Regions from separate parts of the Mus musculus genome. Here region 2 is linked to region 1. The links are chromatin loops, found by intact Hi-C in ENCODE. Cell type or tissue: left cerebral cortex. All regions are shown on one strand. Links, peaks and the distances in the headings refer to the core of each region. The heading gives the core; the rest is flanking DNA.

The links. Hi-C counts contacts between places; a loop is a spot of excess contacts. Peaks named below come from ENCODE experiments on the same cell type or tissue, not always from the same donor. Only the 100,000 strongest peaks of a DNase experiment are listed, where the experiment ranks them.
Region 2: it touches region 1 in a loop (4-fold over the local background); 1 of 42 quality-filtered maps calls a loop at or near these places.

Annotation. Positions count from the first base shown.
Region 1 is chr2:65,338,651-65,345,402 of GRCm38, reverse strand. The region is part of intron 7 of Slc38a11 (solute carrier family 38, member 11); the gene reads left to right. Among named protein-coding and RNA genes, the nearest start is that of Slc38a11, 22 kb to the left of the region's middle. In left cerebral cortex, for the core only: no CTCF peak of the experiment used is centred there; a DNase peak (open chromatin) is centred at 3,139.
Region 2 is chr2:63,490,718-63,497,469 of GRCm38, reverse strand. No RefSeq gene overlaps it. Among named protein-coding and RNA genes, the nearest start is that of Gm23503, 62 kb to the right of the region's middle. In left cerebral cortex, for the core only: no CTCF peak of the experiment used is centred there; no DNase peak of the experiment used is centred there.

The DNA.
Region 1 (6,752 bases), core at 1,485-5,484:
ATAGGTGAATCAAAAAATCAAAAGATGAATCTAAAGATTGACTCATGTTGGCAGGAGCGGGTGAGACAAAGTCTCACTATGTAGCTCTGGCTGTCCTGGAACTCAGTATGGAGACCAGGCTGCCCTCAAACTCACAGAATCCGTCTAACTCTAGCTCCCAAATGCTGGGATTAAAGTTGTGTGTCACCATATCCGGCTTCTAGGAACTCTTGACAGCATTTGGTGCATTGTTTGCATGATCCTTAGGTAGAAGCTGGGATATCCATTCTTGAAAGTGTGACCTAAGGACACAGAGAGGAACAGTTGGTTTTGTTCTGAAGGTCAAGTAGGCAATGTGAGTTTCACACCAGGAGCTTCGGATGCTGTCCTGGAATGGTGATCGGGAACAGATTCAGAACTTGAGATTTTAGCTTTGTAAATTTGGAGCTTTTACCAAAAGGAATTGAGAAGAGTTCTCTACTTAGAAATAAAATGATCATTTTTCTTGTTGAATTTTCTCTTTTCACCTCTTAAGCATCTTCTTGTAGGGTACTTGATGTCTTTCATCTTGCTACAAGTACCCAGAGAACAGAGGTCACACTTGCTCTTTCATACTGCATGCTTAGCTCTCCAGAATGTTCAGCCCAGACTTCAGTGCTCAGCAAAGAAATGCCAGATCACCAGTTGGACGGCTATCATATGCCTTTTTGCTTTAATCAGTTCATCCCCAGGTTTGGCCGAAGTTTACTTTCAAACCCAGATCATAATGACCACTAACCCCCACTTTTCTATCACTAGCTTCCCCCACTACATAGATACTGTGTTTAAGGCATAACTAGAGTTTTGTTGATTCTGGGTAAAAGTCTGCTTGGAGTATACAAAGAAATCTTTTGCTAAACCATAGATGGCTTGGAAGAGACCAAGATGAAGGGAAGAATTTGCTGCAGTGTAAAATTCTTGTCTTCTTGTCGAGCTGACAGAGAGCGGCAGTTCTGAAACAGAAGTGTGGACAGATAAAGCTCCTGTTTTAATTGGGCTATTTTTACAGCCCGAGGTAAGGGCAAAGGGAGAACAGAAGCCTGGAAGAAGGCTGACTATACCAAGAGTCCAGGCACAGGATAACTGGTACAGTATATGTACATGGATAGTAGACATGAAGAAGGAGGAACCTTTAAGCTGATAAAGTTAATTAGACTTAGTGACTATGGGAAGGGGCTAAGGGAGCAAGAGCTGCATAGAGTGATGATTGATACCAAGGTTTTTAGCTTAAACAACTAGATTTATAGGTGGTCCAGAACTCACCACCAAAGGCTGAAACAGATGAGTCTAGTGTCAATCAATGCCTATTGAGTCAGTTGTTCTAGGTTATGGGGCTACAAAGGTAGATATAACCCAGTCGCCCTCTGTGGAACTATTAAAGTTTATTGAGGGTAGAGTTGGGCATATAACCATCAGAGATCCAAAGAACACTTATAATTCTAGCAAATATTTATCATATTAAAAAATTACGAGTCTGGGGAGAGATACTTCAGTCATTATGTGCCTGTAGCGAAAGCATGGGGACCTGAATTCAAATCTCCAGAGTCCCTTTTGTAAAGCTAAATTATTGGTGTATGCTTGTGATCCCAGCACTAGGAAAATGGAGACAGGAAGATTTCTGGGCTCGCTGGCCAACCAGTCTCAACCAATCCAGGTTCACTGAAAAAAAATCCACCCCCTCCCCCCCAAAAGATAGTAACATCATAGCAGGCAGCCGTTGAAGAGATCTCTTAAAAACTGTGATAGGCTGGGCAGTGGTGGCGCATGCCTTTAATCCCAGCACTTGGGAGGCGAGGCAGGCAGATTTCTGAGTTCAAGGCCAGCCTGGTCTACAGAGTGAGTTCCAGGACAGCCAGGGCTACACAGAGAAACCTTGTCTCGAAAAAAACCAAAAACAAACAAACAAACAAACAAACAAAAAACAAAAAAAAACCCAACAACAACAAAAAAACCCAACAAAAACAAAAATAAAAAACCTGTGAAAGGATGATGAAATATTGTTCTCCACAACAGCTGCCTTCCAGCAGGTCTGCAAAAGGAGAAAGGCTTAGCTCTATTGAAGGGGCAGGCCACTGAGAGTCTGAGCAAGCCCCAGTAAGTATAACGTTAACACTCATTAGACTTTTCTCTTTTTGCTGGGGTGAGGTCACAAGGGAGTGGGTGGGCAGGGAAGGAAGTGAATGTGGTAGGGGTGTATGATGTGAAATCCTCAAAGAATAAATAGAAATATTATGTTGGGGGAAGAAGGGTATGGTAGAAAAGTGACCGAGGAAGACACTGGTGTTGTCCTCTGACCTTTACACACTCATGTTCTTACACACACCCATAATGGTGTTCTTCAAATGAATACACAAAACACACAGCAACAGCAATAATGATGCTATTGATGGTTTCTGAGGTAAGATCCTACTCTACTCCCTCCCACCTGCTTGTTTGTGTGAAATCAACCCAGCAAGAGCACTTAGTGAAGAGTCGGCAAGGGAATCAAAGATTAGATGATAATTAGAATCAAAGGAAGTTGATATCTCAAGTGATGAAACATGTCCATGATTACATGACTTGTTTCACGTGGGTCATTTTTTTTCTTTGTGTGTGATTTTTAAAAAAAGATTTACTTATTATTATATGTACGTATACTGTAGCTGTCTTCAGACACGCCTGAAGAGGGCGTCAGATCTCATTACGGATGTTTGTGAGCCACCACGTGGTTGCTGGGATTTGAACTCAGGACCTTTGGAAGAGCAGTCAGTGCTCTTACCCACTGAGCCATCTCTCCAGCCCGTGGGTCATTTTTTTGTAAGAACAAAAGTAAATTCTGTCACCACCACCACCACCCCCCAAAAATCAACATTAAGTTTTCTGAAAATTTAAATCAAAGTTTAAAAATTGTATTTAAAGTCAGTGAATCCATTTTGACATTGAGAGTAATCACAAGGGAGGATTTTTTTTTTTTCCTGCCAGCTCATGTCAAACACAGATCTGTATCAAGGAGTCTGACACAAATGCGCTGGGAGGGAGCGGTGGCTGAGGAGCCAGCTGGTGCCGAGCCTGGGGAAGTGGTCAGCTCTGCCTGTCACTTAGAGCTTGTGCTATGACAGAAAACAGGAAACGCTGAGCTGTGCCTAGGGGTAGCCAGAGCATTTAACTCTAAGCTGTGTCTGATTGAAGCAGTTAATTTAGAGCAGGTTCTGCCTACACGGATCACTCGGAAGCATCCTGTGCTCTGCGGAAGAGTTTGAGTGTGCGCTACCAGAAGGTACGAGGTGTTCTGAGCCTCCTGGCCCAGAGGTGCAGTGTCCTAAGGTCCAGCAGGAATACCTCGAAGCTTGGTTGTTGTTTTGGTGTTATTTATTAGAAACAGGGGCTCAATATATAGTCTAGGCTAGCCTGAAATTTGCTTTGTAGACCAGGCTAGCCCAAGCTTACAGACATCCACTTGCCTCTGCCTCCTGAGAGCTGAGATTTCAGGTGAGACACCATGCCCAGCCTGAAGCTTGTTTTTAATCACTTCATAAAGACAGGGTTGTTTGGTAGGACAACATTTCTGATCCCTCGGCCATTATGAAGATAACAAATTTAAGTTTCTAATCAATACAAGATGCAGGACTCCAAGGATCCAAACCATCACCCACATCTGGCAGCTCACCACCAGCTGCAACTCCAGCAACGGAGGAGCTTATGTCTTCTTCTGGCCTCTTCAGGCATGCCCATATATGACATATGCTCTCACAGACATACATATAAGTAAAAATGATTAAAAATAAGTTTTTTCTTTAAAAGCATAGAGGACTATGTATATAGCTTTGTAGTTAGCATACAGGAAAACCTGATTTTGACCCCCAGCATCCCCCCCCCACCAAAAAGGCTAAACAAAAATTATATAATTAACATCTGTTAAGGTTTTTTTTTATGTAAAGGAAGCAATCATTTCTTTTTGAAGCACTGGTCATTCTACGGCTGCAAACTACTCTATACCAAGCCCAAGGTCACTTCAGACCTTGTAATTCATAGACACTAAAGTTTTCAAAATGAAGTCCCTTGCCTTCTCTTACTCTTCCTTCCTACCCCCTTCTCCCTTTTCCCTGCTTCATTCCTTCTTTCACTTTCCTGTTTGCTGGTTTGCCCTGTTTGACTTTTAGGCTTAATCCCTTTTGTTAACCTTCTTCCAAATGCTCACACAAGAAAGATACTGGGTCACCCTGACTGGCTTCCTGTTCTGCTAAGCCTTCTAGAGAGATCAGCCTCTCAGTTTGTTCCTGTACCACCCACCACCACCCTAGGATCCCACCCCCATCCCCCACGCTCCGCCTCTTCCAGGTTCCAGACACTCTCTCTCCAGGATCCCAAAGCACCCTGTTTTTCTTTGTTTTCCCCTTTTATTGGCACACCCAGGGTAGCTCACTAGTGTCTGAGCCCCGCCCACTCCCAGCTGGCATGACCTAAGCCACTCTTTCTCATGTTGTGTGTCTTCCTCATGATTCTCCACAGTTATGACTTAAACATCCAATTTCTTTTCACAAAATATTTTCTCCTCAGATGTCTCTTCTTTTAGTAAAAGATTCTGGGATCTCAGGACAGAGGGGGAAATCCATGTGTCCTATCCTTGTTTAGTTATATAATCAACAAACTGTACGTGTGTGTGTGTGTGTGTGTGTGTGTGTGTGTGTGTGTGTGTGTGTGTGTGCTGGTACCTGCGGAGGCCAGAGAGATCCAATATGGATAGTGGGAAGAGAACTGGAATCCTTTGGAAGAACAGGAAGTGCTTTCAACTGCCAAATCATCTCTCTAGGCCCAGGTTAAAAGTTTTAGTATTGGTTTACATGGAGGTGTAAGTGCAAATTTTATTATTTCAAAGACATTTTATGCTTTAGAAAAGTTATTTCTCTTTATGTGGAGTTTATACTCTGCTGTGATCTAATGGAAAGGGATGGTATATTAGTCAGGGTTCTCTAGAATATAGAATATATTCTGTATATATTCTACAGAATGACATTTTCTACAGAATGACTTACAGGCTGTGGTCCACTTAATTGAACAATGGCTGCCTATAAATAGAAGTTTCAAGAATCCAATAGTTACTCCCTCCATGAGGATAAATATCTCAGTTGGCATTCTATATATGTTGGAATCCCCAAGAAGTAGGCTCTAATGACAATTATGAGGAATGGACATGCTATTGATATGAAAGCAAGCAGGTAAAAAGTAAAATCCCTAAATAGAAGGAGTGGACTAGATTTCAACTAGGTCTTCCATCTTCAAAAGATCTAGATTAAAGGTGTGTCTTCCCACCACAAATATCCAGATTAGAATGGCCTAGTCGGCCATCACTGGAAAGAGAGGCTCATTGAACACTCAAACTTTATATGCCCCAGTACAGGGGAACGCCAGGGCCAAAAAGTGGGAGTGGGTGGGTAGGGGAGTGGCGGGGGGGGGGAAGGGTATGGGGGACTTTTGGGGAAGCATTGGAATGTAATTGAGGAAAATATGTAATAAAAAATATTTAATAATAAAAAAAAGAAGTAGATCTTCCCACTTCAAGTTAAAAAAAAATCCTCACACATGTGCTCCATTTGGAGGTCTTAGTTAATTCCTGACATAATCAGGTTGACAACCAAGAATAGCCATCACAGGTAGATAAGTAATTCTTTCTCAAAAATTATCCAACTAATTACTGCAACATTATTTCTAATAATGAAAATAAAGAAACAATGTAAGTTTCTACTCCATGATAAATAAGGAAAATACAACAAACACATACAACATAATGCTATTCCACCATTAAAACCAAAACAAAACAAAAATAACAACAACAACAACAAAACTCAAATCATATAATGTGCCACAACAGGGGAATGAAAATCATAAATAAAAATATAAAATAAAGCCACAAACAGAAAGACAAGTATTATATGATCTCGCTCACTTGGGTAATATTTTAAAAGTTGATCTCAGGAAGGGTTTAGTCATACATGTGTTTATTACCATCACTTGGGAGGTGGAAATAAGCAAATCTGTAGGAATCCCAGGCCAGCTAAGGTATATAATGAGAACATGTCTCCAAAAGGCACACAAAAACAGTTACTTTCTTACAAGTTAAAGAGTTAAATGGTTGCCACGAGAGGCTTAGGAGGAGGTATACAAAGACACAATTAACAGAAATAAGTTCTATGTTCTATATTCAGTAGAATGGTTATTGATAATAATAATGTACTGTTTATGGTTAAAAGCTAGAAAAAAGTATTTTACATATTTTTATGATAGAGAATAAATGATTGAGTATGTAAATGTGCATGTGTGTGTGTGTTTGTCCTGATTTAAAATTTACCTGGTCTATACATGTATCACAACAAAATCACAGGGTCCACCATACATATGCAGATTTTTGTTCAGATGAAAAACATAACAAATTTTCTACCAGCTTTATTCTGTGTCCCTTCTTTTTAAGACAGGGTTTCTCTGTGTAGCCCTGGCTGTCCTGGAACTCACTTTGTAGACCAGGCTGGCCTCGAACTCAGAGATCCGCCTGCCTCTGCCTCCCGAGTGCTGGGATTAAAGGATGCACCACCACCGCCCAGCCTGAGCCCCTCCTTTACCTGCCAGTTTCTAGTCTATGTTACTCTACATGTGATCCAAAGATTAAAAAAAGAAAAAGTAAGAAATATCAGAATTAGTGTTTAGATGAAATCTTTGAGAGTCAACCCTTGAAAATATTCCTTCACTTAAAACCACAAATT
Region 2 (6,752 bases), core at 909-4,908, 1.8 Mb after region 1:
TAAAGATCACTACATTAATATATGAGAATAACACCATCATACATCTTTAGCATATGACTCTGGGATAACGATTTTAGTTAAAACTATATTCTCTTAGTCATTCACGTCTACAATAGGTGTTTGTATCCTAAAGTCATTCTTCTGAAGGGGTGCCATTTGGTTTATGTTACTAATGTGTCAGGCATTTACAATTACAAAGGAAATACAATTGAGACAAAAGCATTTCTAATCCAATAGGATTTGATTAACCATTAATGCTAAATGGAAAGTTCATGACCTGAGCCTAATGGGCCTTTTACAAGTTGTAGTGGACAATTAGGCAACTCAGCAGTGAAACTGGCTTTAAGGAGCAGATTTTGCCTGCCAGCCGTTCTCAGGTTTGGATTTCACTGGATCGAGTTCTGAAAGGTCAGCACTGGCTGGATGAGCAGTCCAGAACTGCAGATGGCAATGTAGTCACCTGACAACTCTGGGGCTCCCCAACCTGCTGCACTGGCTCAAGTTCACCGAAAGGTCACAGCAGGGCCTGTATGATGACTCTCCAACACACAATTCCCAGAGATTCTCTTTTCTATACTGTGTGTAATAAAATATATGCTTTGTCTCCTAGTCTTGGGAAAAGAACGTGCTGATATTAGCACAGGGGTGAGGTTGCAGCTTATCTATGAAAAGCAGTCTGATATGGGGTCTCCTTCTTTGTAGGGGTATTCTTACCATAATCAAACAATGCCAGAAACATCAGAGACATAATGCATTTGCATCTAAAAATTCAGTAACAGTCTATGTGTACTTGAGCCACTTGCGTCATTGCCTTGACCTTTAGCTTTATTTCCATGTATAAAATACAGAAAACAGTTTTATTCATCTCTTGCCTTGGCATATTTGGGGAGATGACAAGCATACCATGTCTAGCACTGGCAAACCTAGTCATCTATGAATGCACTGTCCATTTCTTTCTGATGGAAAGATTTTATGAGAAATTCCAGAAAAATAAGTGAAAATAATATTTCCTTACTTTTGAAAATGTGAGTGAAGATTAGTATGTGGAATGACTTTCACATATTACCTCTCAAGCTTTAAAAATCATTCCCAAAAGAAAATTAGATCACTTCAATTAATCTATAAACATTATATTCAATATGTTACTCCTTTAACAATCTCAGGCTGTTCTTGATTGGGTTAAAACTATTATATTCTTTATACTTCAATAGCATTTTAAAAATTTCACAGTTGCATAAATTGAGGACATCCAAAACTGCACTTGAACTAGGGTAGAAAAGATTTGGCATATTATTAGAACATCGTTTAACCCAGAACAAAATCAAATAAAAATCTTTTTAGTCTTGTTATTTTTACCAAAGTCAAAGCTAGGTTTAATGCCAACTTTAGCAGAGTGTTACATTTAGCAGAGTGCCACAGACCTGAAATTCTGAATATTTCTCCTTCACAGTAGAGAGAGAAAGATTATACCCATACTTAAAAGTGTAAGTCCCCACAAAAGGAGAAGAAAGTTCTAGAGTTTTAAACAATGAGATCATTTTCCTTCCAGGAAGCCTCTTTCTTACAGTTAAAAATAGATTACAGATCTGGAAGTAGTTTTTCACACCACTCTTACATAAGCTGTTGGCAAGGACTCCTCAGATATATATATATATACACACATATTTGTTTGTTTGTTTATTATGTATACAGTGTTCTGTCTGAATGTCTGCCTGCAGGCCAGTAGAGGGCCTCAAATTTCATTATAGATTGTCATGAGCCTCCGTGTGGTTGGTGGGACTTGAACTCAGTACCTCTGGAACAGCCAGTGCTCTTAACCCTTCAGCTACCTCTCTAGCCTGACTCCTCAGATTTTGTACCTGAAAGTTTTTGGGAAATAGTTTTGTTTGGAGGTCAGATTGTAAACTTTTAAGTGAGAACAAGTGTGAACAATAATTTAAGGTATGCGATTTTGAAGTATTTTCACAGAACAGTAATTAAAGATGGATTGATAGTGGCAATGTAGCCAGCTGTGTGCTCCAATCATATTAGAAAACCTGTCTACAGTTCATAGAATCCGCTGAAAGTCCCTAGGAAAACCAGCCAAGAGCATAGTGGAGGAAGGGCTAGATATACAGTCTTTTAAGTCTCAGGTTGATTTCATGTCGCTGCATGTGCTAGAAAATTGAGAAGGACTTGTTTGTGTGGTTGGTACAGATCAAAGGAAAAGGCTCATTGTCTAGTAGCTTGTTCCTGACTAAACACTTCTGCCTCTTAGATCAGAAAGGATAAGGCTATTTTCCTATGAGAAACCATTCAGGTATAATTCCTACCTTGTTCTTTTAGAATAGTGTTATGTGTGTATGTATAAAGAAAAGGAATAATGACTTAGAGATAGAAACTGGCAGTTGACTTTTACTTAAGAGTTCCATCCAGTATGTGGGCAGCTGCTGTGCTGAATAGCTCCTGTCTTTGAGTAGCACCTCCTTTGAAGATGTTTCTTAAAGTGAATGTTCATACACGTGTGGCCATGATTTCCTTTCATGGTCATCCTCCAAGTTTTCTTTTTTGAGTTGTGGTTCCAGGAACCAAGACTTCTCTTCGCTGTCAAGGTGAGATAATCAGTATTTTCTCCAGCACCTCGATCTGCTACCAGATTTATTTCCCTGGAGGCAGTAGCTGTTGTGACAGTTGGAGCATTCCAGTACTCCTGCCTTTCTGTGCTAGTCTCCCACAGCTCACAGGTCCTTCAATTACAGGAGGTGCCTTAAGTGCATCAGCTTAAGTGGTTCCTATGGAAGCCGGTCCTGAAATGTCACCCTCTCCATTTCTGAAGCCAGTCCTCATTTGTTTTTCCATCCCAAGTGTCTTCATAGTCGTGACACAGCCTAGCCTGCTTTGCAGGGTCAAGCTGTCCCTTCATAGTCAGGGTCGGGGGAAGCTGATGAAATTCCTTCACGCTGAGGGTTTAAGAGCTTAATGATGAACACTCCCTTGAGTATCTTCATTTTGAAAGAGATTGCCTGGAGAGGTTATTGATTTACTTTGAAAAATGGATTTCTAATCCTGGAATTTCATCCAAAGAAGGGAAGAAAGTTTATTTGGTGGGAGAAACTCTGCCACCATCCTTTTCTGTCCAGACACTAAACAGAAGCAGCTACTGTATATGTCCTCTGTAAAAAATGTCTTCTAGTTGAAGGCAGAACCTTTGACTAGGATGTCATGATAACACTGATGAAGACTATGCAAAGAAATAAAGGAAACGAGTGACTGCACCATCACCCCACAGCAGCTTAAAGAAGAGACAATGGTCTAGAAGGCCCACACTTGTGAGATAAAACTCTTGAAGACCATATTTAAATTACTTTGCTATTTTTTTATAAAGGTGGTGTTTCACAACTGAAGTAGATAAAAATAAAAATATATTAACAATAAATATAATAAAAAGCATGCCAAGTGATAGAGTCTCTTTAATCCATCATATCTTCCTATTTATTTATTTATTTATTTATTTATGGAATGTACATAAGAGTTAAAAGATTCATCTACTATAGGAGCAGGTACAGAGACCAACACCCAGATGCTATTGTGATAGTGTATAAACTACAAGTGTCCACCATGATCTTTTCCTATGAAACTGGGGAACCTTGTAGAAGACAGGGAGGAAACATTGTGGGTCAGAGGGAATGGAGGATAGTAGGAGAATATGGCCCATTGAGTCAACTAAGCAGGGCACATATGGGCTCACATAGACCATGCAAGCATGGTGCCTTCATGGGTCTCACACCAGGTCCCCTGTGTATATATTATTGTTAGCTTGCTGTTTATTTTTCTTTGGGGGGGGGACTCCTATCAGACTGGGTGTATCTGACTCTTTTGCCTACTCTTGGGACTCTTCTCCTCCTGTTGGGTTGTTGTCTCGTGTAGCCTTGATATGAGGGCTTTTGCCTTGTCTTGTTGAGTCTTATTTTGTCTATGGTATCATCTTTTTGAGGCCTGCTATTTTCTGAAGAGGAAAAAGGATGGATTGGTTGTTCTGAGAAGGGTAGATGAGAAGTACCTGGGAGGAGTGCATGAAGGGGAAATTGTGACTGGGATGTGGTATGAGAGAAGAATCTATTTTCAATTTTAAAAAGGAATAAAACAAAACAAAGTCAAGAAAGATTAGAACAAGATGTTCACTTGGTAATTGAATATCAAAAATGACTTCAAAAGGTAATGACATCATATTCATCCCAACAATTTAAAAATGGATAAAATTACCGGTAGCAATGGTTGTTTTTACATTAAACAATGAAAAAATGCAATTCCACAAGACAATATATAAAACTGTCTTTAGCTAGTTCAGAAGAAACAGAAATTAACTCTACCAGCATAGAGAAAAGCCTAAATAGTTGATTGACTGAACAGGGAACATAAGCCATTTTCTTTAGAGTACTCTGACACTACGTATTTGTATTGTACACTAGTCCTAAACAGTTGCTGAGTTTCTGAATCTTTTACTTAGCCCTCTTTTATAATGCAATGGTAGTTTCTAATATTCTACTATGACTGACTTCACAATACTTTATATGGTAATTCAGAAAGAGTAATAACTAACCCCTTAAAGATTTTTAACTGAGAAGAGGTGATTGCTTGAACAAATTAACTAGAAAGAAATAACCAAGCAAACAAATACTCATCATTTTTAAAACTGAACAATGAAAATAATTTTCGTTTAACACCTGGAAGAGACAATAGAGAAATACCTTGTCATCTATAATGACTTCATACATGAGCAAACTCAAAGTCCAAAGACATTTTGACTTGTTTACTCAAAATAAAACATAGTAATATAGAAACAAATAATTTCTAAGAAGTAGTTCTATATGGCATTAATTATTACTTGATAACTCTTTGTATACCTAATCTAGGTTACTATATAGAGAGAGTTCAAGATAGGCATGGTGCCACTTTTTTCATTAATTTATTTATTCACTTTTATATCCCAATCACAGCCCTCCTACTCCTCCTCCTCCTGCATTTCTTTCCTCACAGTCTATCCCTCCCCATGCCCCTTCCCCTTCTCCTCTGAGGAGGGAGAGCTCCTCTGGATATCAACCCAAGCTGGTAAATCAAGTCTTCAGGACTAAATGCATCCTCTCCCACTGAAGCCAGACAAGGTAACCCAGTTAGGAGAACAGGATCTACAGGCAAGCAAAGACCAATGGAGTAAACTAATCTGGGCCTTTGGGGTCTCCCAGAGACTGAACCACGCACCAAAGAGCAAGCAGGGCAAAGTTTTAATGAACTTTTATTCATTTTATCTACTTTTATTTTAAACCCAGGTCCAGAATCACCAACATCACAGTGTTCTCATATGAACATAAAAAAAAAAGGTCTTTTAGGTAGCAGGAATCCCTTTCCTTTACCCCTCCTAGTTTTATTGGTACATAAGAATGACAGCTTATAACAAATTTGCTCCTGGGAGAAATTTATGTAGCTCTCATTGGCTAGAGCTCCCCACGTAGGCTAGACAAACTGAACAATCTAGTGTTTTTGTTGTTGGATGAATTCTTATGATCAAATTAGGTCCTCAATCTTTGATGAAAACGTACTCTACAAGCTGAGACATCACCACAGAGTTTCATTTGTGGTTGAAGAGTACAGATTTTATAGGCTCAACAAAGAAGTTACAAGTTAAAATGATTGACTATGTTTAACTCGTTGGTTGGGTTAGTCTAAGTGAGTTCCCAAGAAACATAGCTTTTGCTATTGCCCTTGGATGCCTCCTAGAAGCTGAAAGCTAAATCTCTATTACTGAAGACACTGTCCACTTAGGTCAGTGGTTCTAAAACTATGGGTAGAAACCTCTTGTGGGGTTTCATATATCAAAAATCCTGCATATTAGAGATTTATATCACAATTCATGACTGTAGCAAAATTACAATTATAATGTAGCTGCAAAATAATTTGTGATTAGGGATAACCACAATATGGTGAACAGCATTAGCAAGGTTAAGAACCACTGCTTAGGCTACAGAACTTGGTCTTAGAAGATTAAACCTGGATCTAATTTAAGTCTATTTTCATCAGTGTAGCTTTCATTGTACCTGTCCATCTATCAATGGACAGATTCAGTCAACAGTCTTGTCCACTTCTTAGCACAGTGAACCACACCAAATGCCAGCATGGCAAGAGAGCCATTGTGGAATGATGTAATGTGTAAACTAATGGTGATGATTATACCTTGGCAGTAACCCTCTGCTGTCCATCTGGACATTAGGTCTTCTTAACAGGAGGGGAACACAGAGATACTGAGGTCATGGATCTATGAGGAGAATCTACCAATGCTTTTCTAGACCAGCAGAATTCATAATTGCATTCTAAAACCATGTACACATAGATTAGTATAGTTCTCACTCCTCATCAGAGAAGCTTGTCCTTGCAGCAAATGGAGATGATTATAGCACTAGAGTTCTTAATGCAGAGTTTACTTGATGATGGGATTCCCTGCTAAATAAACACATCTACAAAATAAGTCCAACACACCAGGCTTATGGTGCATTTTGAAAGATAGACTGTAAGAACAAGAGCAGCTGGAAGTCTCCTGTGATATTGTATCTACTGGAAATGACAGTGAACTTCCACTCATGACATCTTAACAACCTGACTATTTAAACAAGACCTAAACAACAAAAATACCAGAAGCCATACTAACATGGAAGGGAGCAATCTTATGTGGCTATGCAGTAACATGTGGTGAGAACCACACTCAACTAGTGATTACTGAG